2 separate regions of the Homo sapiens genome follow, and region 2 is linked to region 1. Evidence: chromatin loops called from intact Hi-C (ENCODE). Cell type or tissue: transverse colon. All regions are shown on one strand. Each heading gives the region's core, and the rest is flanking DNA. Links, peaks and the distances in the headings are about the cores only. Region 1 overlaps SOCS5 (suppressor of cytokine signaling 5). Region 2 holds the start of LOC107985880 (a long non-coding RNA gene).

Region 1 (16,370 bases), core at 1,680-9,679:
GTGGGGTTTGGGCATCCGAGTAGCAGAAGCGGAGTGATTTTTGTGGAGAGGGAATTGCATTTAAAGAAGGATGCTAAAAAAACAGTGTAAATACATCTTGGTTTGGTTCCGAACTTTGAAAGGCTTGAGGGATTGGAGTCACAAGGAAATTTTGACATTTTCTTGTGGCATTCCAACTAAAGGGTGCCTGGCTGCTGGACTTTGTCAGTTATCTTTTATTGAAAAATATATGTGTATGTTTGATGGTATTCTATCAGTCACAAGTTTTTCTGGAAATTATCATAACTACACCTTGAAATTCTTGTAGCAACCTCTCTATCCATAGTGGTGGCTTACTTCTTCCCTATTTAACGTTTAGAATGGATTGTGCTATTATGTACTACTGACTTTTATTCTAGAAGACTAATAAGTAATTCACATTCTTTCTTTTCCTTACTTTCGTTTCTCTACAAGATGATGCAAAATTGAACTACGGATTCTATATAAGTTTTAAAATATTTTAACTTGTGTTGACTGGGAAGGAGGTGGTAAGCTAGCAGCTCTATTAAGCAATACTAAAATCAGGTTGAGTTTCTTAACAATTGGTAATCTTAATGTCAGTTGTTTAGTTTAATTTTAATAATTTTTCCTTTATATAGCACTCTTGAGAACATAGAAAATGCACACCGGGTTTAGGCAGTGGTGGTCTCCAGAGTGCACCTCCATGGCAGTCCGTGGCGGTTCTTCATTTCACTGAGATCTTTAATCTTATGAATATTTTCTTAATTTTATATATGTTAGTAATTTTTTACATTTGTAGCGTACTTTACGGTTTACAAAATGAAAGCTGATTAGTACTTAAACATATTTTGGAAAAATTTGTATATCATATTTTGGCCCTTTTATCCATCAGAGAAAACATTTCTGCAAAAAGGTGTTAATATTTTCAGTTGGCACCTTCTTAGTTCTTGAATAACTAATGGATAATTATATATATTTTCTCCTTATTGTCCTTGAATTTTACTATTCGTCCTCAGGGAGAATGTACTGGCTTACAATACAGTAGCCTAAAATATTGAAACCTAACACCTTTTAACATTATAATAGCTTCTACATTATTCACCTTGAGAATCATCTATGGCAAACCAGTGATTAGGGAAGCTTTCCCCTATCACCTTTGTTTAGATTGGGCTGTTTTCTCCTTTTGTAGAACTAAGGAAAAGTAAGACTCACTGGCTGTGAAGTAGTAGTAATAGCTAAACAGAATGAGAATGGGAGGCTTGGAAAAAAGATGTATGTGTATGAGTCACGTTTCTTCTAGAGCTGGAAGGGTAGACCATGGAGATGATATTTTGCAGATTAGGAAACCAAGGCCCAGAGCAGTTGAAGGGATTAAATTGCTATTTAATGGTGGGGCCAGGATTGGTGGGCAGGTCTGTGGACTCCAGTCCAGAGATTGCTTTATCACTTTCACACTGTTTATTTCTAAAGCATTCTCGTGCCAACTGTTAATGGTTTTTGGATTATTTGTGATTTGTTCCCTTCTAAGGATGAAGAAGTTTGAGTTGACTACTTTTATCCATGAAATTTTGTAAAACTGGGTGAGCTTTTATTTAAAAGTTTAAAACAATATGCTGCATTGTTAGCGTTAGTGCTGATAGTTCCCTGTCATTGGAAAGAGACAAACTGTCATTTAGGTGAAAATATTAAATGAATGCCCTAGAGTAGTTTAGCATTCTATAATTTTTATGCTAAAATTAATTGCTTAAAAGATTTTCAAAATTCAGAAGGCTTCTATATTTTGAAAGTAAATTATGTGAACATTATTATTTTCAGTTAGTGTGGCGGTTTTGTTAAAATGGGTTTAGTACCTTTAAAAAGAGAGTAGAATTACATGATCATTATGAATACATCATTCCTATCATAGTTATAATAGAGAAAGACAGGATTTGTATCCCAGCCCCTTCACATGATCTTAGGCAAGTGATTTAACCACTGTGTACCTGAGTTTACTCGTTTGTAAAGGGAGGGTGTTAAAAGTACCTACCTCACAGCATAGTGGTGAGGTTTAACTGTGCCTACCTACTACATAGAAAGGGTACAGCAAATATTAGACATTATTCTCTGTGGTTCGTTAGATGTAAGCAGGCAGTTGTGTGCCCATTTATTTCCTTGCTGTACACGCACTTTCAAGTTACAAAAATTCCTAGAAAAATGCACGATCAAATCATACTCTTTGGTAAGGGGGTACTTGGTACAAATGATGCTCTGATTTTTGGTATTGCTCTCCTTCCTCTGCTTACCTTGGACCTTTAATTAGGTCTGCATATCAAATTAGAGTGAATGTGTTACTGTTTCTGAATGTCATTGGGAGATCCTTGTTGCAGTTTCATTATTCTAGAACAAAAATATTAATAATTGATTTGCAGATATTCCAGTGAAAATACAGTACTAGAGTACTAGAGACCTGCTGGGTACACTTAGGTGAGGAAGTCAGGAATTTATAAGGTCTATTATTGATCTCAGCTCTTCTCTGCCAGTGGAACCATGGGAAAATCATTGAACCCTGTTTTCTATTAAACGAATATTTTGATGACTTCATTCATTAAGCTGTGAGATTTTAGTGATAAAATGTGTGTGACTCCAATTTTATAACATATGGTTCTTTTTAATTTGCTGTAACCCAGGTCCAACTAGTGTCATGACCATGTGTTTTAGCAAATGTTTTTGACGGTGACAGTTTGAGTTATAAGTTATCTCAGAATCCTTCTTAATGGTGTATCACTTAAAGAATGGTGAATTTCTCTTGGTGTTCTGTGCTTCTGCCTTCTCAGGTTTTTCTGTTGCTTTTGTAACAGCCCTTCTTCCATTTGTGGTCCTTTCAACTTTGATTCTCATGCATCTTTGTGGTCTTTCCTTAAGCATCTTTGCCTTCTGTCACAATATGTAACTTCTTATCTGTCATGCAAGAGCTCTATTTTAATGAGTATGTTTTAACATTCATTTTCATTATTTTTTCAATGTATCTCACATAATGTCTTTTAATTGCCCTTATTTGTAGAGTTTCATTGAAGTGAGTATTTTACAGGTGAGGGATTAAAATTAGAAACAAGCTATAGCTCGAAAGCAATGTTACTGTACTAGTAATAGTCTTGCTATTGTTTTAGATCTCAGGCAGGCATGCTGTTGGTGGTACTTCAGATGATAAATACCTGGGCCAGCTATTGAGTCCAAAGTGATGCTAGCAGGGCTAAGAAAGCCACATGTAGCCATCACAAGTTTTCACAGTTTTTTTTTTTTCACTGATGCAGAATTTTAGTGTTTGAAGAGTGACCAATTTCTAATATTCTTTTGGTTAACTCTCATAATAAGGATTATGAAGTTACCACAATTTATTGGACATTTATTGCATTCATGACATACTTTTAGGAATTTCATAGGTACTCTCTTCAAGTCTATTACATAATCTAATCATGTGAATAAATTAGTTAAATATGGTTTTAGAAGGCATGTCATGTTAAAATATAACCAACCATTGCTCATTTTTTCATTAGGTTGGAGTTTTCTTTATACATTTAAAGATAATTATGCCATTGTGAATGGACTGTTATTCATATTTAAAATTCATGGTTATGTGAACTGAGTAGGTGTAGACTGTACAAATTACTTTCTTAGTTTCAGTGCAGTTGTTAGAGAATGAAAGAGGGAAAATATGAATTATTTGCATTGTCCATCTTAACAAATTCTTCATCTGAGTCAGCCAGCTATCCTACTTTCAAGGGGAGTGGGGAGGGCTTTTGAATCTGGTTAGAGCAGAAGTAATCTTGAAAGGGTAATTAGGCTGGATTGTTGACTCATGTTAATATTGGATAAATTTGCATCTTAGTGACCTGAAAATTAGTTGCCTGCCTTTACATGTAGGTGAAAAATTGTAGGGAATGATTTCAGAGAGACCATACTGTATTATGAAATATAATATAGCAAGAATATATTTTCACAGATTCATATGCTGCTTAACACCAAAATTAAATTTACCTTACTCTGATGAGCTTTCATACAGTAATCTTTTTATCAAAGCTAGTAAGAGGAAGCAGTGATGAAGATAATTTTTTTAAAATTGTATTTGAAATGGGCTTATGTGCTCTGGGATTGTCTTTAAATTGACTTCCTTATTTTATTTGAAGATGACCATAAACAGGAACAATGTCCAGTCTTCCTATTCTGAGCAGTATCCTTGAGTTAGAAGTATTTCAAGCAATTTTAAAGGGTGGAAGCTTATTTAAATAATAGATATAGGGAAAATGGAACAATGAGAACTCCAATGATGGAATGGAAATGATACGGGAACTGCAGGTTAGACCTGCGTATATGGTAGGTAGTTGGAGGAAGGGGAGTTAGGATGAGAATCGGAGGCTGGGTAGAGAAAAGTGTTGAGGTAAACTGAATTTTGTAGGAATTTAGCCCTAGTGTAAATCCTGAATACCACAGGTTGGCACGTCTTTGTATCAGGATGTAATACTATTATGTACTGTATACAGTTTGCTTTTCGGTGGTGGTTCCTGGCTCAACACAGGTCTTGTAAGCCTCATCATTTCTTAAGTGACTAGAGCAGAAAGAATATCTTTTGTTGAAGTAGTTGGCCTCTTATCCTTGGTTCCTGAAGCAGCTCTGAAACAGCTTCTGAGCAATAAAGGTGAAAGATAGTCTTTTGTTATTTACAACAAGCCCTTTCAAACACACCTGGGCATATGTTAATGAGGCTATTTTTGGAAAGTCCCTAGGTAAGCACTGTTTGGAGGTGTTGATACTCCAGGGAAATCAGCATTGGGCTCTGAGGGTTGGCACTTTCAACTCCACCTCCCAACCACTGGGGAGAAGAGAAGGGCCAGACATTTAGGGGCTTCCAGGAAGGTGAACAAGAACACATCCATGTGCTGGGAAGATGGCACACTCCAACACCATGGGGACAGAAGTTCCTGCACTCCAGACCTTGCTGTAATTGTCACTATTTCTGACTGTTTATTTGTATCCTTAAAATATGTTTTGTAATAACCAGCAAAAGTGTTTTAAAACACTTTTACTTACTTTACAGTGTTTCCCTGAGTTCTGTGAGCTGCTCTAGCAAATTAATCAAACTCAAGGAGAGGGCTGTAGGAGCCCCAGTTTATAGCCGGTTGGTCAGAAGCACAGGTAAAATAATTGAGCTTGGGATTGGCATCAGAAGTGGGGCTCAGTCTTTTGGGTCTGGGTCCTCAACCTGTGCAATCTCACGCTGTCTCTAGGTGTAGCTGGTGTCAGAATTGGTTTGAATTAGAGGGCAGCCAGTTGGTAGCTGCTTTAGAATTGATTGCTTGCTTTTCGGTAGAGAGAAATCCCTACACATATGTTTTGAGGTCACAAAAGTCTTCTGTGTTGATTGTTGAAGGACAGTGTGAAGAAACTGAGTTTGTTTTTTCCTAGATTACCAGACAGGAAAGCGCCTGAAATATGCTTAACGCTAAAGGATAAACCCACTGAATGTTAAATATAATCTGTTAAGGAGAAGCTCAAGCACTTTCTTATGGGTTAAAATATGCATGTGGCCAAAGGGGTGCTCATTTATCTAATTATTTAGTTTTTGACATTGGCTATTTACATGAGAACAGCAGTCCAACCCCATTATCCTTCAGGTGATCAGTACTGGGATGAGTTTTATTTAACATTTTTATAAATGATTTAAAAGACGGACTGGCAGTGACAGTTGCCAGATTTGCAGCTGACTCCATGTGCTGTTCCAGGTAGTTAAAAGCCAAGCCAGCAAGGAGAAGCTACAGGAATATCCTCTGATGAGTTTTCATGTGGCACAGAACAAGATAATGCATTTAGGGGAAGATATTCCAAATTATATTTATAGGACCTGAATTGTGACCCAGGAAGGGGATCCAGAAGTTATGTAGATGACTTCCTTGAAGGCATTTATTGTGGTTGTTGCCGGGCCAGAAAGTCCAAGAATATGTTAAACATTGTTGGGCATGGTTCTGAAAACAAAAATGATGTTATATAAAAATTATAAAGGGGTTATCATATTTTGACTGTTTATTATGTTCCAGGCTAAGTGATTTATTATGACTGCTCTTTCATTTAATTCTCTTAGTTCAGAAAGGTAGGTGGCATTATCCCATTTTATAGAAGAGCAAGTTTGACACGGGAAGGTTAAGTGACTTTCCCAAGTCAGCCCATGTGTGGTAGAGTTGGGACTAATGTGCTAGTCTTTTGATTGTTAATCCTAGACATTTCCCAGGATATTAGGAGGCAGCACTTAAAACTTGTAATAATTTAATTTAGGGTTTGTGAAGTGCTCTTTTACTCTTTGCTATGGTCGGCTTTGGTTGTCATTTTACCACAAGGATGGTATCTAAATACTTTGAGAGGATTTAGAGACATTCCTTAAATTCTTGATTTTTAAGGAAAGCTAGGAATGTCTTGGTGTACAGTTTTAGTCACCTCTGGTGACCCCTGACATTTCTCCCCTTGACTTTATAAAATGCTGAATGGTTACATTAATAAAAGGAACATTAATTAACAAGGAAAATATCGTTTAATAGAAAAGTCACCAGAATAGGAGTCCAGAGACCTGGATTGTTCTAGTGCTATAAAGTAGTAATGTGAAAAACATTAGGATGGCATGGAAATAAGCATAACATTCTTCTTGCCCTGGAGGTAGAGGAAAGCTTGAACTGTCTTGAGAGATCAGCCGGTGAAGAGGGGTTGTGGATTGCAGGCAGAGGGAATAGTAGTATATTAGATGAGTCACTGAACTTCTTTGAACTTCAGTTTCCTCAAAATTGAGATAAAATATAAGAAAGTACCAACGGCAGCATTTGATTTTGGAATCTCAGAGTGAGATTATAAGGATCACGTGAGTAAGTATATGTAAAAATGCTTTAAAAATTTTTAAATGCTGTACAAATGAGGATGGAGGAATACTGATGTTCCTTTGAAGAGTGGACAAAGAGGATGCAGTGAAAATTTAGGTGGCAGGACTAGCACAGAAGGTAGAGGAGGAGAAGTGGGGAAGGGAGGTGTTAAAGATGAGAGGAAAAGGACAAATGTGGAGAAAGTTGAATTATGGTTCTCTTTGTGCCTGTCAGTCAAAAGGTGGGTATTACATCTATAACGGAAGAATTTTAACATCAATTTACTGTAAAGTGGAAGCTCAGGAGATAGTTGAAACGTTTTAATCATTTTCATTTAGTCTGTATTGACCATGTTAATAAGGCTATGAAAATAAGCTAATTGAGAGTTGGTGTGTTGTCTGATTGTTTCTTCACTCATTACTTCTGTATAGGTTTAGCTAATGATTGTAAATAGTATAAGAGCGCTCATAAAATGAAATAAGCTGGACTGAGTTACTATTTATTGTAGATGATTAGAAATGAAAGGACATAGAGTGTTTAAGGAGGAAGATGCTATTTGATTTTTCTAAACTAGTGCAAAAGAAAATTAGGAAATCAGACTAGGACCGAGGCAGGAGGGGAACAAATTGTGAAGGGTTTTGTATGTAGCCATATAGGAGTTTGGATTTTTATTTAGTTTTATAGATGGGAAGTAACACAAACACTTTTGTGTTTTAGAAAATTGATCATAGCAGTCATAAAGAGAATAGTCTGGAGGAGAAAAGATTGGAGACATTTACCAAATAATTACTGAGCAAATACAAATGCTCCTCGACTTACAATGGGGTTAGTCCTGATAAACCCATCCTAAGTTGAAAATATCATTAGGTCAGAAATGCATTTAATATGCCTAACCTACCAAACAACATAGCTTAGCCTAGCCTACCTTAAATGTGCTCAGAGCACTTGCATTAGCCTATAGTTGGGCAAAATCATCTAACACGAAGTCTGTTTTATAATAAAGTGTTGAATATCTTATATAATTTAATGAATACTGTACTGAAAATGAAAAATAGAATGGTTGTGAGTTTAACCAAATTGTAAGTCAGAGACTGTTTGTAATACACATGGCAAGGTGAGTGAATGAAGCAATTCTCTTTGGCTTGTGGTAGATAGATGACAGTCAAGGATGACATTTAAGGCTCTGCTCTAGTTCAAGAAAGAGACTAATTATATGATGGTCTGAATTAAGGAATTTGTAGTGGGGTTGGAAACAAGAGCACTGCTGATTTCAGAGATACTTAAAAGTTTGAGTCCTCCAGATTTTGTTAATGTTAGAAGGTGTTAGAAGTTGAGTATGAGTCTAAGGTTCCTGGCTTGGCAATAGAATAATATATGCAAGTTTGGGAGAGAGAGAATACTGAGTTTAATTTCAGATAAGTAATAATGCTTTTTAGGTAAGTAATGATACCACAATATCAGTTGGAAATACGGGTCTGGATCAGGAGCGTGGTCAGGATTATAGATATGATTTTGAAGGCATATATTTTGTAGCTGAAAATTATGAAAATAGATGAGTAATGCCCATAATATCTAAATGATAATGCGTTCAGAACAAAAAGTAACTGCCATTGCTGGTACTTAGTTCAAGAGTTTCATAATATTTACCTATTACCCATTGCCACCCCAAACTCTGTTACAAAAAATGTAGAAAAATATTTGCTGCCAGAAAGCCAGAAATATTTGAGTGTCCTTGAAACACTGTACCAGTTGGGATCTTTCTTCCTGCCTTCGGAATCCTGGCTAGCCATCCAGTACAACACAGGATTCTTAGGCAAATGCACTTCCTTATCCCTCAACTAGAGTTTCTTTTTGGAATCCATGTTTGCTTCTTTGGGCTGGTGAAGTGGTCTCTGAACAGATACTGAATCCTGAAGCCTTTTTTTTTTTTTTTTTTTTTTTTTGAGATAGGGTCTCGCTCTGTTGCCAGGCTGGTATGCAGTGGTGCCATCTCGGCTCACTGCAACCTCCACCTCCCAGGTTCAACAGATTCTCCTGCCTCAGCCTCCCAAGTAGCGGGGACTACAGGCATGCACCACCACGCCTGGCTAATTTTTGTATTTTTAGTAGAGATGAGGTTTCACCGTGTTGGCCAGACGGTCTCAATTTCTTGACCTCGCGATCCGCCCGCCTTGGCCTCCCAAAGTGCTGCGATTACAGGCTTTCACCTTCTTTACTATCTATTCCAGAGCATCCCTAAGCAACTAGCACTTTGCCTCTTTGCCTCTTTACCTTTCCAGCCCCTTAGAGCAACTCAAAGAGGGAAAAATAAAAACAGCTTGAGAGAAGAGGCTGTAATCTTTTCAGTTCTCCCCCAAAGGTTCTGCTTTCTAAGCAAAGGATGGAGTTAATTTGTCATAAAGATGAGGTGTCCAATTTCAGTAAAATAAATGTGTCTGTTAGGAGGAAGATCTTCAAGTGCTGAAGGGAATTTGGAAAGAATCTGACTTAGGTGGTGTTTAGCACTTAGTGGAAAAGATGAGTTTTGGGTTTGGTTTTAGAGGAGGTAGAAAGACAAGGCTGTGCAGAGAAAAGTAGGAATAACACTATTAGGAGTTGGGAAAAACAGTACCAAGAAAGTAATAGAACATTAAGGGTGGAGCAGCAGGGGGAAGTGAAGGACCTGGTGAACAAGATTTCCTATCTAAAATGCCTATTTTGAGTTGGGATTAATGAGAAATTTGGGTAGTTAGATGATTCAAGACTAAAATTTGGAATTGCAACTCCCTAAAGCACTGAGTAGAAAATTGAACATGAACAGAGGATACTATAACATAATTTAAATAGCAATTTAGGACTTCAGTGACAACTGTTATAGTTTATGATGTTTGTAGCACTGATTACTTAATTTACATACTATTTTAAAATCCCTTGTATCTTTTTGTTTTCTCCTTACATACTTCTATAACAGCAATTCTTAAACTTTCCTAGACATGAGAATTACCTGGGGCTCTTTTTTAAAATACAGATTTCCAGTCTCCACCCCCCATGCTTGAATTCTGGTTCAGTAAAAGTTAAGGCAAGGGTTCAAGTGATTCTGATATATGTAGTCCTCAGACCAAAGTTTAGGAGATACTGTTCTAGAGGGTGGGCAAAGAGTAAGGAGATAGAATTTCAGTTTTTGGTGGTTGTTTTCCTTTATTTTATTTATTTATTTATTTTTTATGTAGCATCTCGCTCTGTTGCCCACGCTGGAGTGCAGTGGCGCAATCTCGGCTCACTGCAACCTGCACCTCCCAGGTTCAAGCAATTCTCCTGCCTCAGCCTCCTGAGTAACTGGGATTACAGGTGTGTGCCACCACTCCCAGCTAATTTTTGTATTTTTAGTAGAGATGGGGTTTCACCACGTTGGTTAGGCTGGTCTCAAACTGCTGACCTCGTGATCCACCCACCTCAGCCTCCCAAAGTGTTGGGATTACAGGTGTGAGCCGCAGTGCCTGGCCTCCTTTAATTTTTTTAAAAAGTGGAAGTGTAATTTACATATAGTGAAATACACAGATATTAAGTGTATGTACAGTTGCATACACCAAATATCTTTAATAACCTTAAGAAATTTAAATGTCCACTTGTGAAAAAAAACTCTAAGCAAACTAAATATAGAAGAGAACTTCTTCAGTCTGATAAAGGGCATCTATTAAAAACCTATAGCTAACATCATATTCAGTGGTGAAAGACTGAGTTCTTTCTACACTAAAAAAGAAAATTTAAAGATCTAAATAGGGATATACCAGGTTCAAGATGTACCTAAGTTCAAGATTAGTTTTGACAATTAATACATCTTTGTAATTTATGATTTCTGTCATCCAGAAAGAGCCCCTGTGCTCTCTTCCCATTGAGTCCTTGCTGTTTCTCCTTTTCCGTGGCTGCAGTCACTGTTCTGATTTATTTCACTGAAGATTAACTTTGTTCTAGAATTTTTTATAAATGGAGTCATGCAGTATGTACTCTTTTGAGTCTGGCTTCTTTTTATCAGCATGTTTTTGAGGTTCATCCATGTTACATATAAGAATTGTTCCTTTTAGTTGTAGAGTAGTATTCCATTATATGAATATTATTATTGTGGGAAAGATTGTTTCCAGTTTTCAACTGTTAATGAATAAAGCTACCATGAACATTCTTGTATAAGTCTTTTTGTGACATGTTTTCTTTTCTCTTGGGTCAATACATGAAGTGGAATTGCTGGGTTTTAAAATAGGTCTATGTTTAGCATTATGAGAAACTTGCAGAACAATTTAATTTCTGAGATAGTTTTACCATTTTACATTCCCACTAGCAATCTATGAGAGTTCTGTTTCTTATTATCATCAATATTTGGTTTAGTCATCTTACTGGGATATCTCACTGTGGTTTGAATTTGCATTTTCCTTGTGAGTATCGATGTCATGCATTTTGTCATGTGCTTATAGGCTATTTTGCATATCATCCTTAGTGATATGTCTGTTCAAGGCATTAACCAGTTACCAATTTTATGTCATTTTACTGTTAAGTTTTAGGATTTGTATATTAATTGGATGCAACTTCTTTGACACATAAATGTGTTAGAGATTTTTCTTCCAGTCTGTGGCTTGACTGTTCATTGTTTTGGTGGCATCTTTCGATGAACAAAAGTTTTGAATTTAGTGGTCTATTTTATCAATATTTCCTCTTATGCTAGTGTTTTTCTGGGTCCTGTCTAAGAATCTTTGCCACCCCCACAGTTGTGAAGATATTATCCTGTTTTCTTCCAGATGCTTTATGGTGATAATTTTTGTGTATTGAGGTGATAATTTTGTGTATTGTGTATTGGTTAAGATTAGATTTTTGCCCCCATATAGATAGCTAATTGTTCCAACACAGTATACTTCCCTTTCCGCATTAATTGCTTTGGCACCTTGTTAAAGCGCAGTTAATGGAGTAAGTGTGGATCTGTCTCTAAACTCTATTCTGTTCATCTGTTTGTCTTTCTGCCACTATGACACTGTCTTGATTTACCATAGCATTAAGTCTTGAAATAAGGTAATAGAACTTCTCCAGTTTAGTTCTTATTTTTCAAGATTGTTTAGACTTTTTTTAGGTATTGTACATTTGCACATAAATTTTGTAATCAGCTTATCAATATCTACAAAAAAGCCTTTTGGAATTTTTATTAGGGTTGCATTTGAATCTATGAATTGGAGAAAATTAACATCTTAACATGAACATAATATAGCTCTATTTAGATCTTCTTTTTTAGTGTAGAGAGAACTCTTTCACCATTGTATATGTTAGCTATACATTTTTCATAGATGCCCTTTATCAGATTGAAGAAGTTCTCTTTGCTTAGAGCTTTTTTTTTTCCCACAAGTGGATGTTTAGCTTTTTTTTTTTTTTTTTTTTTTTTTGAGACACAGTCTCGCTCTGTTGCCCAGGCTGGAGTGCAGTGGCGCTATCTTGGCTCACTGCAACCCCCGCCTCCTGGGTTCAAGCGATTCTTCTGCCTCAGCCTCCCAAGTAGCTGGGACTATAGGCGCGTGCCACCACGCCCAGATAATTTTTGTATTTTTAGTAAAGACAGGGTTTCACCATATTGGCCAGGCTGGTCTCGAATTCCTGACCTCGTGATCCGCCTGCCTCGGCCTCCCAAAGTGCTGGGATTACAGGCGTGAGCCACTGTGCCCGGCCTGTTCAGCTTTCTTAAAAAATGAGTCTGCACTATTGAGACGCTTATGTGGTATTTCTTCTTTATTCTATTAAGATGGTGAATTACATTGATTGGTATTTGATTATTAAACCAACCTTGCATTCTTGAGATAAACTTGGTTGAGATGTATTGTCGTTTTTTTGTTTTTGTTTTTGCTTTTTGTTTTGTTTCCTCTAGATTCAATGAGGGATTATTCTTGGTCTATAGTTTTTTGTTTGTTTTGGTATCAGAGTTATGCTGACTTTTTTTATGAATTAGGAGGTGTTTCCTCTTATTTTGTGGAAGAGTTTGGATAAAATTGATGTTCTTCGTTAAATGTTTGATGGAATTTATCAATGAAGCCATCTGGACCTGTAGTTTTCTTTGTGGAAAGTTCTTAATTAAGGAATTTAATTTATAAAAGAATGAATATAGGCCCAGCATGGTGGCTCATGCCTGTAATCCCAGCATTTTGGGAGACTGAGGTGGAAGGATCACTTGAGCCCAGAAGTTTGAGACCAGCTTGGGCAACATAGGCAGACCCCATCTCTACCAAAAATTTAAAAACTAGCCAGGCCTGGTGGCGCACACCTGTAGTTTCAGCTACTCAGGAGGTTGAGGCAGGAAGATCCTTTGAGCCTGGGAGGTTGAGGCTCCAGTGAGCTGTGATCATGCCACTGCACTCCAGGGTGGGTGACAGAGTGAGTCTCTGGGTCTAAAACAAATGTAAGACTACTCAGATTTTCTTTTTCTTTTTTATGTCTGTTTTGGTAATTTGCATTTTGGAGAATCTGTTGAATTTATCAGCATGAAAATAAATTATAAATTTTATGAAACAATATTTCCTTTTTATGTCAGTAGGATCTATTCCTTCTTTTATTCTTGAGATTGGATGTCTTTTTCCTTTTTTCCCCTTGATTAATCTAACTTGAGAAAGGAATATCAATTTCATAAATCCTTTCAAAGAACCAACTTTTGACATTGCTTTTTCTCTGTGGTTTATCTGTTTTCTGTTTCATGATTTGAGCTCTTTAATTCCTTCCCTTCTCCTTACTTTGGGTTTAATTTGCTCTTTTTTCCCTAGTTTTAAGTGAAAGCTTAGATCATTGATTTTCGAAACTCCTTTTAAAAAACAATTATTAACATTTAAAGCTATAAGTTTCCCTGTAAGCATTCTTTAGCTGCATCCCACAGATATTGATATGATTTAATTATTATTCCATTCAAAATATTTTTAAATTCCTCTTGGAATTTATTTGACCCATGGGTTGTTTGAAAGAATGTTTCCAAATAATTTTCAAATATTTGGTATTTTTCAGGTATCCTTTTGTTACTGTGTTTTCATTTAATGCCGTGGTGATCAGAGAACATACATACTCTTAATAACTTCAACCAATATAAACTTTTTGATTGTTTTATGGCCCAACATATGGTATGTCTTGGTGAACGTTCAATGTATACTTGAAAAGAATGGTTATTTTCCTGTTACTAGGTGGGGTGTTCTATAGATGCCAATTAGGTTAGTCTGATCTTCTTATATCTTACATCTTTACTGATTTTCTGTCTGTGGTTCTGTCAACTATTGTGAGAGGAGGGTTGAAGTTTCCAACTGCAGTTTTGGATTTGTCTGTTTCTTCTTTCAGTTCCAATAAGTTTTGTTTCCTATTTCAAGCATAGTTTACAGCATTGTTGAGTGCATGCACATTGGAGATTAAGTGTTGTTGATGAATTGACCCCTCTGTCATCATGAAATGGTCCCCTTTATCCCAGGTAGTTTCCGTTGTTCTGAAGTCTCTGTCTGATACAAACTTTTCTTTTGATTAGTATTTACATGATATATCTTTTTCATCCTTTTACTTTTAACCTATTTATATCATTATACTTGAAGTGGATTTCTTGTAGAGAATGTGTAGTTGGGTCTCACTTTTTTTATCTAGTCTGATAATCTCTCCTTTAATTGATGTGTTTAGATCAGGGTTGGCAAACTATGGCTGGCAGGTTAAATCTGGCCTGCCACCTGTTTATGTAAATAAAATTTTATTGGAACACAGCCATGCCCCCATGCCAACCAGTGGTTTAGACCATTTGCACTTAATGTAATTTTGATATAGTTGAATGAAACTGTGCCATCTTACTATTTGTTTTCTGTTGGCTGGTGTTGTTTCTTTTTTCCTTGATTATCTGCCTGTTTTTGGATGGATTATTTTTTATGATTCTATTTTATCTTTCCTGTTGGTTTGTAACTTAGATCTCTTTCAATTTTTTTTTATTGGCGGCCTTAATTAGTTAATCGTGATTTGCCTTCAACTAATATTTTACCACTTAATGTGTAGTTCAAGAATCATAATAGTTACTTCCATTTCTTCTTTTCCATATTTCGTGCTTTTGTTGTCATGCATTTTGAGTTGAAGTGTTCTTTCTGCTTTGTCAGGCAGTTACCTTTTCAAGCAATTAAAAGTGACAAAAATACTGTAATCCCAGCACTTTGGGAGGCTGAGGTGGGTGGATTGCTTGAACCCAGGAGTTCAAGACCAGCCTGAGCAACATAGTAGGACACAGTATCTATAAAAAAATAACAAAAATTAGCCAGACATGGTGGCTCGTGCCTGTAATTCCAGCTACTCTGGAAGCTTAGGTGGGAGGTATTGCTTGAGCCTGGGCTGTCGAGGCTGCAGTGAGCCTAGATCATGCCACTGTGCTTGAGCCTGGGTGACAGAGAGTAACACCCTGTCAAAAAAAAAAAAAAGAAAAGAAAAAAGAAAAATGTCTTTAATATTTACCTTCATTTAACCATTTTTTAGATCTTTATTTCTTTGTATCCATCCAAGTTTGTGTCTAGTATATTCCCTTTGCTTAAAAAACTTCCTGTTACATTTCCTGTAGTTCAACATTCCTCTCATTTTGTTTTCACTTTTGAAAGTTGTTGGTGTGGATATGGAATTCTAGGTTTTTAGGATCCCCTCCGCCCACCATCTTAAAGATATTCCACTATCTTCTTGTTTGTATAGTTTCTGACAAGAAGTTTGTTGTAATTCTTGTATTTGTTTCTCTGTATATAATATGTTTTTTTCCTTTGGCTGCTTTTAAGATTTCGTTTGTATCACTGATTGACAGCAACTTTATTATGTTGAGCCTTTGTGTGGCTTTTTGGAAGTTTATTGAGTTTCGTGGATCTGTGGGTGTATTGTATTCATCACATTTGTAAAATTTTTAGCCATCTATCTTGAAGTTTTTTTTCTTCTCAGGTGTCTTTCTCCTACAGACTCTAATCCCACATATGTTCAACCACTTAATATTAACTTGCAGTTTACTGAGGCCCTGTCCATTTTTCTTCCAATCTGTTTCTTTTTCCTTTAGTTTGGAAATTTTCTGCTGCCCTGTCTTCAGGGTAACTGATTTTTTTGTTAATAGCTTCTTTGTCTAATTTGCTGTTATGCCTGTCCAGTCAATTTTTCATGTCAGACACCCCCCCTTTTTTTTTTTTTTAGTTCTAGAAGTTCTCTTACACATGTTTGGTTTCCACTTCTCTATGAGGTATTTCCTTTTTTCTTCATTGTGTTGATGTTTTTCTTTAGGTCTTTAAACTCTTTTCTAATAGCTGTTATAAGGTCTTTTACTCAAATGTCCTTTACTTACCCCAGCCATTTCTTGGTCCTTATTGTAGTTTATTATTTATTTTTCATAGGCCTGGTAATTTTTAATGGATTTCATGATGTTGAGTGTCTTCATTTTTTTTTTTTTTTTTTTTTTTTTTTTTGCATATAGTGTTTCTTGATTGTTGAGTTTTGTCCTGGCAGGCAGTTTATTTATGGATCAAC
Region 2 (16,370 bases), core at 5,254-13,253, 140 kb after region 1:
CTCCCCTTTGGCCCTTTGCATGTGCTGTCGCCTCTGCTGCCCTCTCTTTTCCTCACTCCCTGGTTTTGGGGCTGGAGGGCTGTTCCTGGTAGAAAGGTTTTTTAGGAGGCTGGAGAACAAGAGAAAGAAGTTGGGAGAAAGCAGGGAACTCCCTGTGGTGGACACTCATCTCTCATCTGCCCTGCACTTTCCTTCTCCTGGGAGCAGTCACCACCCTCTTGTGGAGCTGCTCCTACACACAGAGGTGTGGTCCAATGGGCGCCTCCATCTTTTTTTTTAAATGGAGACAGGTTCTCACTATGTTGCCCAGGCTGGTCTTGAACTCCTGGGGAGACTCCATCTTTCGTGATCCTTCCTTCCTGTCCCAGTGATGGGTTGTGAGGCTGGCAATCTGACCTGACCCAGACTAGTCACATTCTTCCCAAAAATTGTTCTAAATTGAGCTAAGGAGAGAAGGCCTCTTTCCTTTTCGGGTGTAAGGCTGAAAGGACAGACTGTAGACCTCCATGCTGCTAGACATCCTGCCTTGTGGAAAAAGGTGGTATACAGAAAGGTGGTATACTGAAAATGACAGGCCAAAAGACAGGATCCTGACAAGGCTCAAGTCACTTCTAAGTTCCAGGGTGACTTGTTACTTCACCATCCCCTAGAGCAGTGCTTTTCAGGCTATCTGGAGGAAAAGCCAGATTTTTTTGCCCAATTTGTTATAAAGTAATAGTACTTCTGTGGAATACACTTAAAAACTTAAAAAAAAAAACCCAAACACAGTTTTATTTATTTAATTATTTGTTTATTTTTTGAGACCGGGCCTCACTCTGTCACCCAGGCTGGAGTGCAGTGGCACCATCACGGCTCATTGCAGCCTCAACCTCCTGGGCTCAAGTGATCCTCCCACCTCAGCCTCTCGAGTAGCTGGGACTATAGGCATGTACCACGATGCCTGGCTAATGTTTTTGTTTTTGTTTTTTTGTAGAAATGGGGTTTCACCATGTTGCCCAGGTTAGTCTCAAACTCCTGAGCTCAAGCAATCCACCCGCCTTGGCCTCCTAAAGTGCTGGGATTACAGGTGTGAGCCACCACGCCTGGCCCAAACACAGTTTTAAAATCCCATTTTTTTTCCTACTGTTATAGTCAATAGACCTAATATTAGTTTGTCAATTTGTTATGAAAGTTTGTAAACACTTCTTCTTGATTTCTGTACTCACCTGCTCATTGACTGTGTCGAGTAGCTAGTCCGTGGACCAGACTTTGAGTAGCCCTATCATAGAGGTTGTCATAGAGCTCCACCCTTGCTGGCACCAGCTCTGCATTTCAGCCTGCAGGAAGAGGAAGTTTAGGGCAAGCAAGTTCCTTTTAAAGAAGCAACACAGACCAGAGCGAGACTCTGTCTAAATAAATAAATAAGCAACACGGATGTTGTACATATCACTTTCATTCTATTCCATTGGTAAAAATGTAGTCACACTTAGCTGAAGGAAGGCTAGAAAATGTAGTCTCTTGTTGGGTGGACTTGAGCTATTACTAAAAAGACAAAGGAGAGATGGCTCATGGCAGACTATAGCTTCTGCCACTCACCCCTGCTAGCTGCCTCTAGGGCCTGGCTTTGTACTTAGGGGTGCTGGGGTCTTGGCTAGGTGAGAACTATAGAACACATCTACCACCCTACAGCAAACCATCCCAAAATTTAGTGGATTGAAGCAACAATTTTACTGGCTTGCAGTTTTGTAGGTCTGCAATTTGGCTGGGCTCAGTTGGTGGGTCTCCTGCTGGTCTTGCCTGGGGTCATTCATGCAGCTGTAATTATCTGGTGGTTTGACTAGGGCTGCCTGGTCAAAGATGTCCTCACATGTCTGGCAGTTGACTAGCTTAAGGCCTCAGTTCTCCATGTGGTCTCTCCAACAGGCTAGCTCAGGCTCATTCACATCATGGTCTCTACATTCTAACCACAGCCAAGGAGAGGGTGAACCCCATGCACAAGTACTTTCAAACCTCTATTTGCATCACCTTTGCTAACGTTCCCTCGGCCAAAATAAGTCACCTTGCCAAGTTCGTATTCAAGGGCAGGACAAATAACTTCACTGTTAGATGGGAAGAGCAGCAAAGTCACATTGCGAAGGGGCACATTATGCAGGAGGAATTATTGAGGCTATCTTCATAAAGTGTCTTCCACGGTAACCTCAGGCTGAGGCACCTTTATATAGGATGAGGCATGTCTGTCTGCCCTTGTTCTGGTCAGAATCTAGTGGCCCCAACAAAAAGACTTTGCAAGTGTCTCAGGGAACTTTTGAAGGTACACGTGGCCCTCCCATGTACCTGAAGGGCTGCCAGCAACCAAATCCATCCCTGGGAGCAGCCTGTCTCTCTGGTGGTCTTCAAGATCTCCCTTGCGGCGTCTCTTTCCTCGCTGTGTGTCTCCTCACTCTCCTCTCTGCTCATTGGTTTCTTCTATTTACATCCAGCACCTGCTCCCTCGCAATTTCTGCTTCCACTGGACACACACGGAAAGCACCTTTCACCTTCTGGCCCTGGTGCAAACTGGCTCAGGCTCTTCATGTTTCCCAGCTCCTGTTTCAGAAAGGATGACCCTGATCAACCCAGCTCCTACGCTCAGTCTACACCACATCACAGGAGGCTGGCCAGGCTATGGATGAGCCACCCTGAGCTTAGAGGCTCACAGCCCGTCCAGTCACCTGGGGAGGTGTGTGTGTGGAAGGGAACTGCAGTAGGTTGAATAATGACCCTCCCAGAAGATATGTCAACATACAAATCCTCAAAACCTGTGAATGTGGCCTTTTTGGGGAAAAAGGTCTTTGCAGATATAATTAAGAATCTTGAAACGGCATCATCCTGGATTATTAGGGTGGACCCTAATTCTAATAGCAAGTGTCCTTATGAGAGTCATGCAGAGGAGAAGACAGACACAGAAGAAGCCCATGTCATCAGAGGCAGAGGTTGGAATGATGCAGCAGCAAGCCGAAGAATGCCTGGAGCCACGGGAGGCTGGAAGAGGCAAGGAAGGATTCTTCCCCACAGCCTTCAGAGGAGCACTGCCCAGCCAACGCTGCCATTTCAGACTTCTGGCTTCCAGAACTGTGACAGGAAACATTTATGTTTGTTTTGTTTTGCTTTAACATTTTTTGTGGTGAAAAATACGTACATAATATTAGCCATTTGTAAGTGCAAAATTCAGTAACATTAATTACATTAACAAGGCTATGTACCCATCACCACTATCTTTTTCTTTATTCTTTTTATTTTTATTACATTATTATTATTATTTTGAGACAGAGTCTTGCTCTGTCACTCAGGCTGGAGTGCAGTGGCACAGTCTCAGCTCACTGCAACCTCTGCCTCCCGGGTTCAAGATTGTCATGTCTCAGCTTCCCGAGTGGCTGGGATTACAGGCACGTGCCACCATGCCTGGCTAATTTTTGTATTTTTAGTAGAGACAGGGTTTTGCTATGTTGGCCAAGATGGTCTCGAACTCCTGGCTTCAAGTGATTTACCCGCCTCAGCCTCCTCCCAAATTGCTGGGATTACAGATGTGAACCACCGCGCCTGGCCACCATTATTTTTTTTTTATCATCCCCAACATAAATTCTAGCCATTAAACAATACTCTCCCTTCTGTCTTCTCCCTGTCTCCTGGTAAACTTTATTCTGTTCTGTGTCTCTATGAATTTGACTACTCTAGCTACCTCATGTAAGTGGAATCATACAATATTTGTTCTTCTGTGTCTGGTTTATTTCACTAAGCATAATGTTTTCAAGATCAATCCATGTTGTGGCATATATCAAAATTCCATTCTTTTTAATTGGTCAATAGAATTCCACTGTATATATATACCACATTTGGGTTATCCATTCATCTGGTGATGAGCACTTGTATTGTTTCTACCTTTTGGCTACTGTGAATAATGCTGCTATAAACATTGGTTTACAGATATCTGTTTGAGTCCCAACTCTCAGTTCTTTTGCTTATATACCTAGGAGTGGAATTGCTGGACCTTATGGTAATTGTATGTTTAACATTTTGAAGAACCGCCAAACTGTTTTCCAAGCAGCAGCACCATTTTGCATTCCCACCAGCAATGTGCAAGGGATCCAGTTTCTGCACATTCTTGCTGACACCTGTTATTTCTCAGTTTTTTGCTTTGCATTGTTTTTGTTTTTATGGCCATCCTAGGAGGTAGAAGGTGGTATCTCATTGTGCCTCTGATTTTCATTTCCCTGATGACTGATGATATTGAGCCTATTTTCATGTGCTTATTGGCCATTTATATATCTTCCTTGGAGAAATGTCTATTCAAGTTCCTTTGCCCATTTTTGAATTAGGTTGTTTGTTTTCTTGGTTGTTAACTTCTGTTGCTTTAAGCCAACAAGTTTGTGGTAATCTGTGACACCAGCCCTAGAAAACAAATGCGTTGCCCAAAATCCAGCCTCCTGGGCAGCAGGACCCCACGGTCAGGCAATTTCTTCCAGAAGGCTGATTAGTCATACAGGTGGCATCAGCACCGACTTTATTCACCTGCCAGTGGATGAATTCTTCAGCTCTTCCCTTCCAAGGCCTGAGACCTGCAAGCCAAGAGGGCTTGAACACCAGTCTCCTCTTCAGTGTGCGCATGCACAACTCTTTCGAGAGGTTTGGAAGTAAAAAGAAGGAGTGGGATGGAGCAGCAGTTGAAGAGAGGGTTATAAGATCCCCTCTGTCTTATAAGGAGGTGTTGCTTTGTTTGATTGTTTGTCTTGAAAGGATGCGAAGACCTGAGTACTTGTAGAGGCTGAGAGAAGAAGCCAGGGGAGAGGGAGAGGGGACATGAAACATCACATCTGGATGCCAAGCACGTCTTCTTTCTGTCTCACTAATCGGAGTCATAGGAGCTTAGCCCTGAAAGGGACCTTAGAGTTTAGCTCCTTCATTTTGCAGATAGAGAGAGAGCAGGCACAGAAGAGGACCTGCCCGGGGTACTTCCGCAGCCAGCTGCTTGCTCCTGACATCCCCTATGTCTAGGACTTCATAGTGTGCCCTCTGGAAAGACAACTATTTTTTAACTGCCTTTTTCCATGTCTCCACAAGTTGTAAAATAGCTCTTCTATTTCTTCTCTGTTCCTATGCCCTTACCCGTCTTCCCAGGACACAATGGCATATGAACCCTTTGTTCCTGCCAAATGCAGCCGAGGAAGTGGGAAGGGCCTTTGGGTTGAGCGGACCAGGAGACTATACCCTGCCGATGGGGATGCTGCCAGGCTCGGCAGGCCTCCACTTCCCCTCTGCCTGTTCCTCTGTCTCCCGGGGTAGGGAAATCCTGGGATCTTTACTCCCCAGCATTCCTTTCCATCATGGTTCTAAGTTAGATTTTGGCAGTAAGATGCACTTGCACAAGCATCAGAAGCTGAAGGCGAGAGAAAGCCCTTCTCTGAATTGGCCTGGGCAGATGCGTGGTAGACGGTGGCTTTCAAACAAGCTCCTGCACGCTGTCTGCTTTCTGCTCTGGTGCTGCAGGCAATTGAAATGATCTCCATGCCTTCTCTGCAATCCTGGCACTTCCTGATTCTGTGGGGTCTGACAGTGACTTCCCTGATCTTCCCTAATGCAGCCCTTCCGTCCATTATGAATGCCTCTAAATCCCTTGTATTAAAACCCCGTGTATTTGGAATATCTAGAGCAGCTTCCAGTATTATAACCAAACCCTGACCGACACGCTGGCATAGATAAAGAAGCTACGTAAAATGATGTGTGGGGAAACATCCTGTTCAATCTTCCCGGCAGTGCTGAGGTTAGGCTGTCATTTTCCCAGTTTCATAGATTAGAAGCCTGAGGCTAAAGAGGTCAAGGTTGCCTGACTCCCAAGTCATTCTCTTTCTACTAGATCATTCTACTCTGCTTCTCTTGATAGATAGGGAGAAGCAGGCATAAGAGGGAAAGAGAAAAGCAGCAGGGGAGGACATGACAGAGATGGACAAAGGAAGAGGCAAGGAGAGACTCATTTGAAGTAGAAAGGGAGAGAGAGAAACCCCAAGGGTTCTGGAAAGTTGGAGAAACTTCTCATCACCTCTACTCAGACGGTGCTTTACAAGGTTACCCTTGCTCTTGGGCAATAGCAATTAGCCAAGTAACCACCGTTCACAGCCCTTTGCCTGTTCTTTATTCTCAGGCTTTTGAGACTGCAGTGTGAACAGAAGACACAACAACCCACGGAGTGAAGAATTCTCTGGGCTGCCCCAGCAATGCAGAGCAGTGTTCCCCTGGAGGGTGGATGAACTCAGGCAGAGGGGCAGCCCCAGCCCTGGGCTCAGGGGGAATGGGAATCAGGTTTGCCCTTGCACCCCAGGGTAGCTGGTGAAGGCTGTCTTGGATAATCTTCGGCCTCTCCCTTCCAGACTCTTCTTTAAGCATCCCCATCCCACCTTGGTATCCTAGTCCCTCTGCTACTCCCGTGCTTGCCTTCCTGGGACAGTGATAGTTGCAGTTCCTGCTGACTTGGAGTGCCCCTCCGCTCTGTGTCCTGTGAGAAAGCGGGTAGGTTGATGAGGGAGGGCAGGGGTGGGAAGCTGGAACCCTCCTACGTGACACCCTGTTCACGGTCCCTCTATGTGGACAGGAAAGGCCAGGCCAGAGTTGGGGGGATTAAAGGCAGTACATGAGATCTGGTCCATATCCCACAATAGCCTGGACAGGGGCCTCAGATTTCCTATAAGCCAATCCCTTTATTTTATTAACAAGGAAATCACGGCTCACAGAGGTGAGGGCAGGAGTCCAAGGCCATACCGTCTGCACACTGGCTCAGGTCCTGGCGCCCAGCCCAGCGCCCTTCCCTCACCTTCTCACTGCCTGGCAGCCCTGCACCTCCCCCAGCCCTGGCGCCCAGTGAGCCAGCACCTCGCATATGATTACAATTACCGTGAGTTTGGCCTGAGCCCAGCCGTACTGCGAGCACAACCAGGCCTGGTCACTGGCCAAGTTTCCATCTCAGTAGAAAAATGAAAAAGTTCAAGGGATGAATGTTAATCCCAAACACACGAGTAGGAAGGAGTGGGGTGAGGGGGAGAGGCCCAGCCAGGATCTCTTAGGGCAACATCAGTCCAGCAAGAGCTCCAGAGACCCACCCCAGGGGCAGAAGGCCTCTGGCTGGCCAAATTTAGGCTGCTTTGTGGTTGTAAATGCTGCCGCCTCCAGGGCCCGAGATGGAATTCAGCTGGTGAGACTTGGCTGGTGGTCCCAGCCCTCCTCGGTTGGCTCCTGCCTTGTGTATTGTTCATGACCTTCTTGTTTCTGTCATTTACTTGAGCATCTCCATCTCCTGCCATGGGTAAGGAAACAGGCACAGAGACCAAGGGACTCGCCTGAGGTCAGATAGCCACTGAGGAGTGGAATGGGCTGAAACATAGGCCTCTGGGCAGCCAGGCTGTCAGACAGCCCCTCTCCGTCAGAGCTCTCCAGAGCAGCCTGGGCCTTCCTAGGATGTTCCTGCTCCCTTCTGCCTGCCACTCTGCTCAGCGTCCGAGGAGCTACCTGGCTCTATCTGCCCCACACCTTGCTGCATGGCCTTGGTGAGGCTCTGAATTCCACCCTGGCTGCTGACTTGTGCCCTTCTAATGCTGACATCTCACATCTTTGAGGCTTCCAGGCTGATGTTTTTCCAGATCTTTCTCTCTAAGACTAAGATTCCTTTTTTTTCTCCCAGACTTGAAACATTTCTGAGTAATACAACTCTCCCAGATTGCTCAACTCCCAGGAACTCCTATCTGCAAACTGTGCTTGGTTCTAGTTTCAAGAAGGGCAGCAGCATATTGGAATTTTTGATCAATGATATATGGGCAGTTACCCTAATATGTATTTCCCCCAGGTTAGATAGATATGAGGACAGCCACTGCTCCTCTGCCTTGGGGACAAAGGAGTTATCATTTTGCTGGAACTCTAAGAACACCGTGTAATATTCTTATGGAGAAAAGCAGCCATCAATTAAATATCAGCTGTCAAATGGGGAAGAGCTGTGGCCCCATAGGGAACAACGGACTTTTTGATTGCTGGTATCCCCAGGGGAATCCACTTCCTCAGAAAATGAGTTCTGTCTGAGATAAATGTGCTTATTTACACCAGCTTCTAGACTGGCTGAGGTCGGCCCAGGGCCTGCAGCCAGGTATCTGAGCAATGGAGAGAGCTCCAGAGTGCAGCTTCTTGCCGACTTGGGGATTTATAGGCTTCCTGACAGGCAGAGCAGCCTCAGTTTCGAGGCTAGAAGCGGGGAGCCAGGGGGTTGGCCAAGGTTTTCTCAGAGGCTTTGCAAGAAGCTGAGCCCTTGTTGGAAATGCCTTTGAAGCCCAGGGGTGTCATCTTCCATCTCCTCTGGAGTCAGAGCCACAGCAGCAGGGCATTTTCGGGGGGAGTTGGGGAGAGTGGGAGAAGGGCATGTAGGCAGCGGGTAGGGGAGCAGAACGTGGAAAGAAAGCATTATTTCCAAACGGTCATCTCTCTCTTTTTTCTGCTTTCCAGTGGCCCAAATGATCACTCTGTGTTTAAGACAATCTGGTCTTTTAAAAAAAAATGAAGAAAGGAAAAGATGTTTTTCCAGGTCTAATTATAAGAGTCATAAGGCTGGAAAGATTTGGAGAAAACATCTGTCTCTCGGCTCTGCCTCCACTAGGTACACACCTAAGCCAAGGGGGAGGTGTTTTTCTATGACTAACCGGCTGGCGGACTCCTTGGGTCTCAGGGCACTCCCACCCTCAATCCATCCACAGTCCCATCGCTGGAGTTAAAGTCCACTTCTTCCTTTTAATCCTCATGGGAACTGGAAAGTGGCCAAGAGCCTGGAAGAGCCAGTGATTTGGGTCCTCCTGGAATGTTAGGGAAAGCAGGTTGGGGGTCTCTGTCTGTCACCCCAGGGCACCTAGTCTTTAAAACCTGTGCTGCCCCAAGAAAGGGCAAGTCTCAGAGCCAGGGCTGCCCAAAGGTCTTCTGTCCCCAGCAGGAGTGGACTGAATAGCGTGCCCCTGGGAGGTTTGTCTTCCTAAGCAGATCCAATCGGTCTTCTTGTTCTGATGAAGTAAAACAGAGTGGATATCCCTTGAGTTAGTGCTGGTGGGAGGAAGTTTGGGGATGGAGAAAGAGTCTCATTCTCTCCCCCACCTGTCAAAACTACAAATCTCCAATTCTCTAAGGTGAGGTGGGGGTCGGGGAGGGAACAGGCAGGTGTCTGGCAGGAGTGGCTGGCCTCCAAGGGTCCCTCCAGCTCTGACTAGCTTTGTGCTCTAAGCCAGGCCCTGGTAGGACCCCTGTTCCCTTGCTGCAAGCCTCTCCTTGCTCCCACGGCTGTTCACGGCCCTGACTGCTGAAGATGACATTTTCTAAACACTGGAGACAGAGATAAGAAGCAGACGGGGAGGGAGAAAGCCCGAGAACTGGAGCTGAGCCCAGAGAGGAAAGTGGGCTCCTTGCTGAGAGCAGGCGGAGGCATGCAGACCCTGCCGCCAATGAACACGCAGGCAGGGACCTCTCGCCATTGCTTTGACACAGTGCTGAGTCAGGGTCCAACGCCACCACTAGAGCCTGACCCCTTGGTCCAGCCGGTTGTTCACTGGTCAAAACACATGCTCCCTGAGCAGCCTCCTTGCAGGCACCACCCCACCCTCTGAGGACTCCTTCATTTATACCCAGAAAGGCAGAATGGGATGGAGCTTCATGAAGTGCTGTTCACTGCTATGCCCTGGTCCCTAGATGAGGTCTGACACGTGGCTTTGTGGCACTAGGTAAATATCTATAGAAAAAATAACTTGCTGTATTAGTCTTCCTGGAATGAGCTGGCATTTGAGCTGGGACCAGTTTCCTGGAGAAGGGATTTCAGGAAAAGCAACCAGGTATCCCTCAAAGCAAACACAGAGAGGCTTGATTAGGTACAGATGGCTTGCATGGGGGAATTTGGGTGAGCTGTGCTCTTAAACCTGTCTGGGTGTTTTCGGGGAAGCCATATAACAGTAACAACAACAATAAAACCAGCGCTACCTTTATGCAGAGAGGGAGGGGCTCTTCTGACAGGGCCTCCTGAGAGTGGTCTCAAGGTCACTTCCGGGCTTCCTTGGATCCCTGAAAAAGAACCAGACCAGCCTGGCCTGCTTCTCTGCATCCCAGGGTCCCCAGAAAAGTGAGGGCTGTTTGGGGGTCCTGGGTCAGATCCTCATCCAACTCCTACCCCCTTGAACTCCCACCTCCAAAGGCAATCTAATAGCTCCTGCTGGGATCTCAAGCTCCAAGGGAGACCTTCATACCACGCACATTCTGGGACAATCTTTGGTTCTCCTCTCAGCCTGGACAAGCAGTGAAATACAGCATCCAGCCACTGCCTGGCTCAGTCAGCCATGCTATCTTGGGACAGAAACCTTGACAGGAATCCCAGCTCTAGCCAAGGAAAACATGAGTCAGGCCTGGCTAAGCCAGGTGGCTTCCCTCTCTCCACCTTCCATCCCCACACCCCCAACTCCACAGCCAATGAGCTGTTTGGGTAACCCCAAGACCCCACTCCCACACAGCCTACGGCCAGCAAAGGCATGCAGGCAGGATTCTAGAACCTTGGCCCGGCTTTGGGTTGCTGCCTTTGAAAGTGTAGCAGGTGTGGGGCTCTAGCTCCGGCCCTCCTCAAAGGAGACAGGAGCATTCCCTGTGTCTTTCCGGCCTTCCACCTACCCTGGCCTTCTCTGCACAGGGTTCCCTTTTGGGGCACTGTGATTGTTCTCAAAGGCAGAGCCCACCCTGGCCAGGAGTGGCACAAGATTCTTATCCCACTTGTAGTAGAAGACTTTTCCTGATTCCTCTTCCCAGCCTATCCAGGGGCTTCCGTTCTCCTGCCGGTCTCACCTCAGGCTGAAATGTTGATATTTCCTCGTGTCTGGGGACACTGCTGCTGGACTTTGTGGAAAAACCTTTCCTGCCTTTGTGTGGCTTCTGTTTTGTTTGTTTGTTTATGTATTTATGTATTTATTTATTTTGAAACATAGTCTCACTCTGTCACCCAGGCTGGAGTGCAGTGGCGTGATCTCAGCTCACTGTAGCCTCCGCCTTTGGGTTGAAGCCGTTCTCCTGCCTCAGCCTCCCGAGTAGCTTGGGTTACAGGTACCCGCCACCACGCCCAGCTAATTTTTGTATTTATAGTAGAAATGGGGTTTCACCATGTTGGCCAGGCTGGTCTTGAACTCCTGACCTCAAGTGATCCACCCACCTCGGCCTGGGTGCTGGGATTACAGGCGTGAGCCACCGTGCCTGGCCAGGGCTTCTGTTTTAAAAGCTTCTCCACTCTCTCTTCTCCAGAGGAAGAGGTGCAGGGTCTCACACACAGGGACCTCAGAGTCCCTTGTTTTGTACACTGTAGAACAGCGTTGTCTAATAGAAATATACAGCAAGCCATAAATAAGTCACCCATGCAACCTAGTGTTTTCTAATCACCATATTTTGTAAGAAGTAAAAAAAAAAAAGTGAGATTCATTTTAATACTATATTTTATTTAATCCAATATATTTGTATTAACCCAAATGAATATTATCAAATCAATCATTTAATTCACATAAAAAATTACTAATGAGAAATTTCACATTGTTTTTCCATACTAAGTATATTGCTTCCTAGGGCTGCTGTAATTATCACAAACTGGGTGGCTTTAAACAACAGACATGTATTGTCCCGCAGTTCTGGAGGCCAAAAGTCAGAAATCACGGTGTCAACAGAGCCATGCTCCCTCTGAAGACTCCAGGGAACGTGAAAGCAAAGTAAAAACTTGGGAGCCCAGGCCGGGCATGGTGTCTCACGCCTGTAATCCCAACACTCTGGGAGGCCAAGGCAGGGGGATTGCTTGAGTTCAGGAGTTCACGACCAGCCTGGGGAACATAGCAAAACCCCGTCTCTACGAAAAATACAAAAATTAGCCAGGTGTGGTAGTATGCACCTGTGGTCCCAGTTACTCAGGAGGCTGAGGTGGGAGGATCACTCGAGCCCAGAAGGTTGACACTGCAGTGAGTTGAGATTGCACCACTGCACTCTAGCCAGGGTGACAGAGTGAGACCCTGAAAAAAAAAAAAAAAAAAGCAAGAAAGCAAGTAAGCAAGCAAGCAAGAAAGAATGAACAAACTTGGGACCCCAATTCACTCTGCCAAAGAAAAGAAAAACTTGGGACCCCAATTCACCCTGCTAAAAGAAAAACATATTAAGCTGAAAGCTGAGTCATAGAAGAAGCTGCCTTCTTTTTTTTTTTCCTGAGCAGATAGCTACAGATAAAAAGTAAAATATCTCCACAGTAGCTACTCTGTGTTCACCTTATCTAATGGTGAGCTTGAGAGGAATACATAATTGACCATTCCCCTACCTACTCCTTTTCTCTTGCAACACATGGATTCAGTTATGTGACCTCTTTTCCCTTGAGCCTGCTTTTCTCCTTTAAATATTGAGGCCCTCAGAATCATCCTTGGAGAAAGGCACCGACCTGTCTCCTAGGCATGTGTCCTTAACCTTGGCAAAATAAACCTCTGCATTGATTGATACCTGACTCAGGCACTTTTTGGTTTACGGGAAGCACCCCTCCGTGCCTCCTCCCAGCTTGGGTTGGTGCTGGCAATCCCTGGCTTTCCTTGGCTTGTAGCTGCATCATTCCCACCTCTGCCTTCATCACCACATGGCCTTCCTCCTCCCGCGTGTGTGTCTGTGTCTTTACATGGACTTAGAGAACGGTCATTGGATTTATAACCAGCCAAACCCAGTAAAATCTTATCTAATTACATCTGCAAAGACCCTATTTCCAAATAAAGTCACATGCTGAAGTTCCAGGTGGACAAGAGTTTTAGAGGGGCACTATTCGCCCAGTACAATGTTGGGGGCAGTGACCACTCACCCACCTGATATTTGGCTCCCAAGATCCTGTTCCTGTCGGCTGTTTTCTTTGTTGTCTTTGTTCTTTATTTTCATTCTGGCAGGCCTTGGGGTAGGATCAAAGGTAAAAAGAAGCAGGTGAGATTAATTTTAATAATATTGTTTATTTGACCCAATATATCCACAATATTATTTCAATGTGCAATCAGTACAGAGAATTATTAATGAGATATTCTTCATTTTTTTTCACATCAAGTCTTCAGAATTTTATATGTATTTCACATGTACACCACATGCCAGTTTAGACTGACCACATTTCAAGTGCTCGACAACCACATGGGGCCAGTGGCCACCATATTGGACAGCACAGCTCAGGAAGTTAAAAGAAAGGGGTGAGGCTTCTGACAAAGCCAAGGACCCCTCTGGGGAGGCCGGTGGATCCCAAGGAATGGTATTCACCTGATGGCCTCACCCCCTCTAGGTTCTCTCCTGATTATATTTCATCCGTGAGAGGTGGTCTCACGGTGATGAAGGGAGGAATTCATGCAACATTAGCTCACACTGTATCAAACCAGAAGGATGATACGGTTTGGCTGTGTCCCCACCCAAATCTCATCTTTAATTGTAACTTCCACAATTCCCGTGTGTTGCGGGAGGAACCTGGTAGGAGGTGATTGAATTATGGGGGCCGTTCTTTCCTGCCCTGTTCTCATGATAGTGAATGAATCTCACAAGATCTGATGGTTTTTAAAATGGGAGTTTCCCTGCACAAGCTCTCTTTGCCTGCTGCAATCCACATAAGATGTGACTTGCTCCTCCTTGCCTTCCACCATGATTGTGAGGCTTCCCCAGCTACGTGGAACTGTAAGTCCATTAAACCTCTTTCCTTTGTGAATTTCCTTTGTGAATACCCATTCTTGGGTATTTCTTTATCAGCAGTGTGAAAACGGACTAATACAGTGGCTTTGTTCATTCACAGGAAAAGTGGTGAGCAGCTGGCTGCTCTCTCGTCCCTACATGCAGTCCCTCCCTTTCCTGTAGGCACAATGCTTAAGGAGCCAGGCCTGGGCTTCTGGGCTCAGAACCAGAGCCTTTCCTTACTGAGTGCAAATGATTGAAAATCTCAGGCTACAAAAGTGGGAGGCATGCACCTCCCCAACAGAGACATGCCATTGCCAGTGGGGACACTGGAATCCCTTTCCCCAGGCAGTGTGGGATGGGTGTGGCCGTGTGCCTAGGACTGGCTCTTTTCTACTTCTCTGCTGCAGACCTGACCCCTTCTGACTGGCATCTTTTCCTTTAGATACGCAGGTCTCACTGGCCTGGGCCCCATTCTGTCTCTTTTTAGCATGGCTTGGCCTTTGTCTGCTTTGATTTCTATGTGTCAATTTTATGGTCAAACTCCCAAAAAGCAACCTCATTCCTCTAGGGAATGGGCTCCCTCAGTTTGCTCCCTTGAAATACCTGCGATTCTTTATTCTCCTGAACCCTGCTCTACAACCTCTGTATTTTTCTGAGAAAAATCAGAAATAACCAGAACCCAGACCTGGAAGCTAGACCCCAGACATAGGTCATCCACCTCTCGGGCTCTGGGGCCTGCTCAGGATGTGCATGCTGGGGAGTGGAGCACCCTCTCCATGGGCTGGCCTGTCCTCAGGCCCCACAACAGACAGTGGTCCTGAGCCGGGACAGCAGGATGACAAAGGCTCACATTTGCACTCTGGAGCAAAAACATCACCGGATGGAAATTGAAGTAGAGAGAAAAAGAATGAGTATAGGGGATGAGGAATCTCTGATGTTAACTCAGGGGTACCATCAGTCCCCTAAAGCTGCAAATAATGTGAATCAATCCCTCTCTCTCTCTCTGTCTCTCACTCACACACACACACACACACACACACACACACACACACACACACACACACACTTATCTTGAGAGCCTTCCAATTTTTTTCTGCAATGCACGGACCTCACAAAAAAATGACTCAGCCTTACATAAGAGACGGGAATTTGAGGGGGACCAGGAGTGTGATGACTCATTGCCTTGAAATTTCCAGTGGGATACACATGTTTTCTTAGATGATTTTTTAAACATTTATCTTTAATGATTGTCCAAAATAAATGGTTGGGGAGGCAGAATGGAGTGAGAATCCCACGTCAGGGCAGGAAAGAATAGTCATGATGAAGAGGAGGGGGCAGGAGGCTGAGGACAGGGCCCTTTCAGGTCAGGTCTCAGAATGTTCTGGTGAGAATCCAGAACTCTCCTCCCAGGACCTCAGGGCATTTCAGGAACTGTAATAATACAATCACTTCGTATAGCAAGAATCAGCCCCTGAGGTCTCCAGGAAGTACCTTGATTTGAAAGAGCTGTGACCAACCTCAGTGGCATGTCCAACTACCACGCTGCAGAAGTCTGTGAGGCCGTGGTCCTCAGCCCTTTGCACAGATTAAAACCCCAATCCCAGCCGCACCCCAGACCAATCAATCAGGATCTCTGGAGATGGGGCCCAGGCATCTATATATATGTATATATATATATTTTTTTAATTCCTCAGATGATTCCAATGTACAGCCAATGATGAGCAGCTGCTGGGCTGAAGGGACTGGGGCCATTTTATACCAGGTGAGTAATTCAAGGTGTTGATGTCACCCTGCTCCTTAGAGGACTATTAGCCAATCCCTTGAGTTTCAGATACAACCAGTTATCCCTCTCCAGGGAGCTTGAAATTTTTTTCTCCCTTTTCTGTTATTGGCAAAAAGCAAATCCCTGCATGGAAGCCTGGTGTCTACATAGAGCTGACAAGGGGGCAGCTTGGGGAAGGTGGGCTAGGCTTTGGGAGCGAGTGGGCCCCTCCAAGGAGAAGGCCCTTGGATTCATCTACAGGAAGCCCAGAGTTCTCTGACACCAACCCAACTCTCCCACACCATGCCCTGCCTAGAGGCCCAAGGACTCCAGCAGGATCGTACCAGTGATCCACTGTCAGGGCAGTCCAGCCTATGCCATCCATGGCTCCGCTGGCAACAGGATAAAGTCAAGGGCTTCATGCTGGCACTTAAGGTTATACCCAATCTTCCTTCAACTTTCCTCTCTCCCCAATGCACATGGACCCTGCCCCACCAGGCTGCCCCCCTCCCTGCCCCAAATGCCCAGCAGGTTCCTACTTTCAGACTTTAGTCACACCCAACATTCTCTGGTTTACCAATGTACAAAGGTCTTCATGCATCTCCTGTGGAATGCAAATCCCCCTGGCAAGAAAACCCTCGTGTCAGCCCATACCTCGGGGGGATCTACTGGAGACTGGGTGGAGGTGCAGAGAACAGGTCCTGGGCCCCAAGGGGAGGTGAGAGAAGGAGGCTGAAAGCATCCTGGACACAATTCATCCCCGCGGCCTCAGCCTCACCCCCAGACTCCTGGAGCCTGGGCCTGACTTCTGTGTGTGGCCGCTTGATGCCTGGCACTACCTGTCCCATTACCTGCTGACCTCCACAGGCACGTTCTGCCCTCCTCACCTTTGTGTGAG

The links. A loop is a pair of places that touch in the nucleus more often than their neighbours do. Peaks named below come from ENCODE experiments on the same cell type or tissue, not always from the same donor. Only the 100,000 strongest peaks of a DNase experiment are listed, where the experiment ranks them.
Region 2: it touches region 1 in a loop (2.4-fold over the local background); 10 of 110 quality-filtered maps call a loop at or near these places.

Annotation. Positions count from the first base shown.
Region 1 is chr2:46,700,088-46,716,457 of GRCh38, forward strand. All of the region lies in intron 1 of SOCS5 (suppressor of cytokine signaling 5), which reads left to right. Among named protein-coding and RNA genes, the nearest start is that of SOCS5, 9.0 kb to the left of the region's middle. In transverse colon, for the core only: no CTCF peak of the experiment used is centred there; no DNase peak of the experiment used is centred there.
Region 2 is chr2:46,840,519-46,856,888 of GRCh38, forward strand. It overlaps LINC01119 (long intergenic non-protein coding RNA 1119), which reads left to right. Exons shown (of 3, transcript NR_024452.1): 2 at 15,405-15,472. It overlaps LOC107985880 (a long non-coding RNA gene), which reads right to left and starts at 13,008. Exons shown (of 2, transcript XR_001739449.2): 1 at 12,876-13,008; 2 at 8,565-10,083. RefSeq lists an enhancer at 9,292-9,586. In transverse colon, for the core only: no CTCF peak of the experiment used is centred there; DNase peaks (open chromatin) are centred at 6,833, 8,177, 8,713, 10,010 and 2 weaker places; H3K27ac peaks cover 7,831 bases.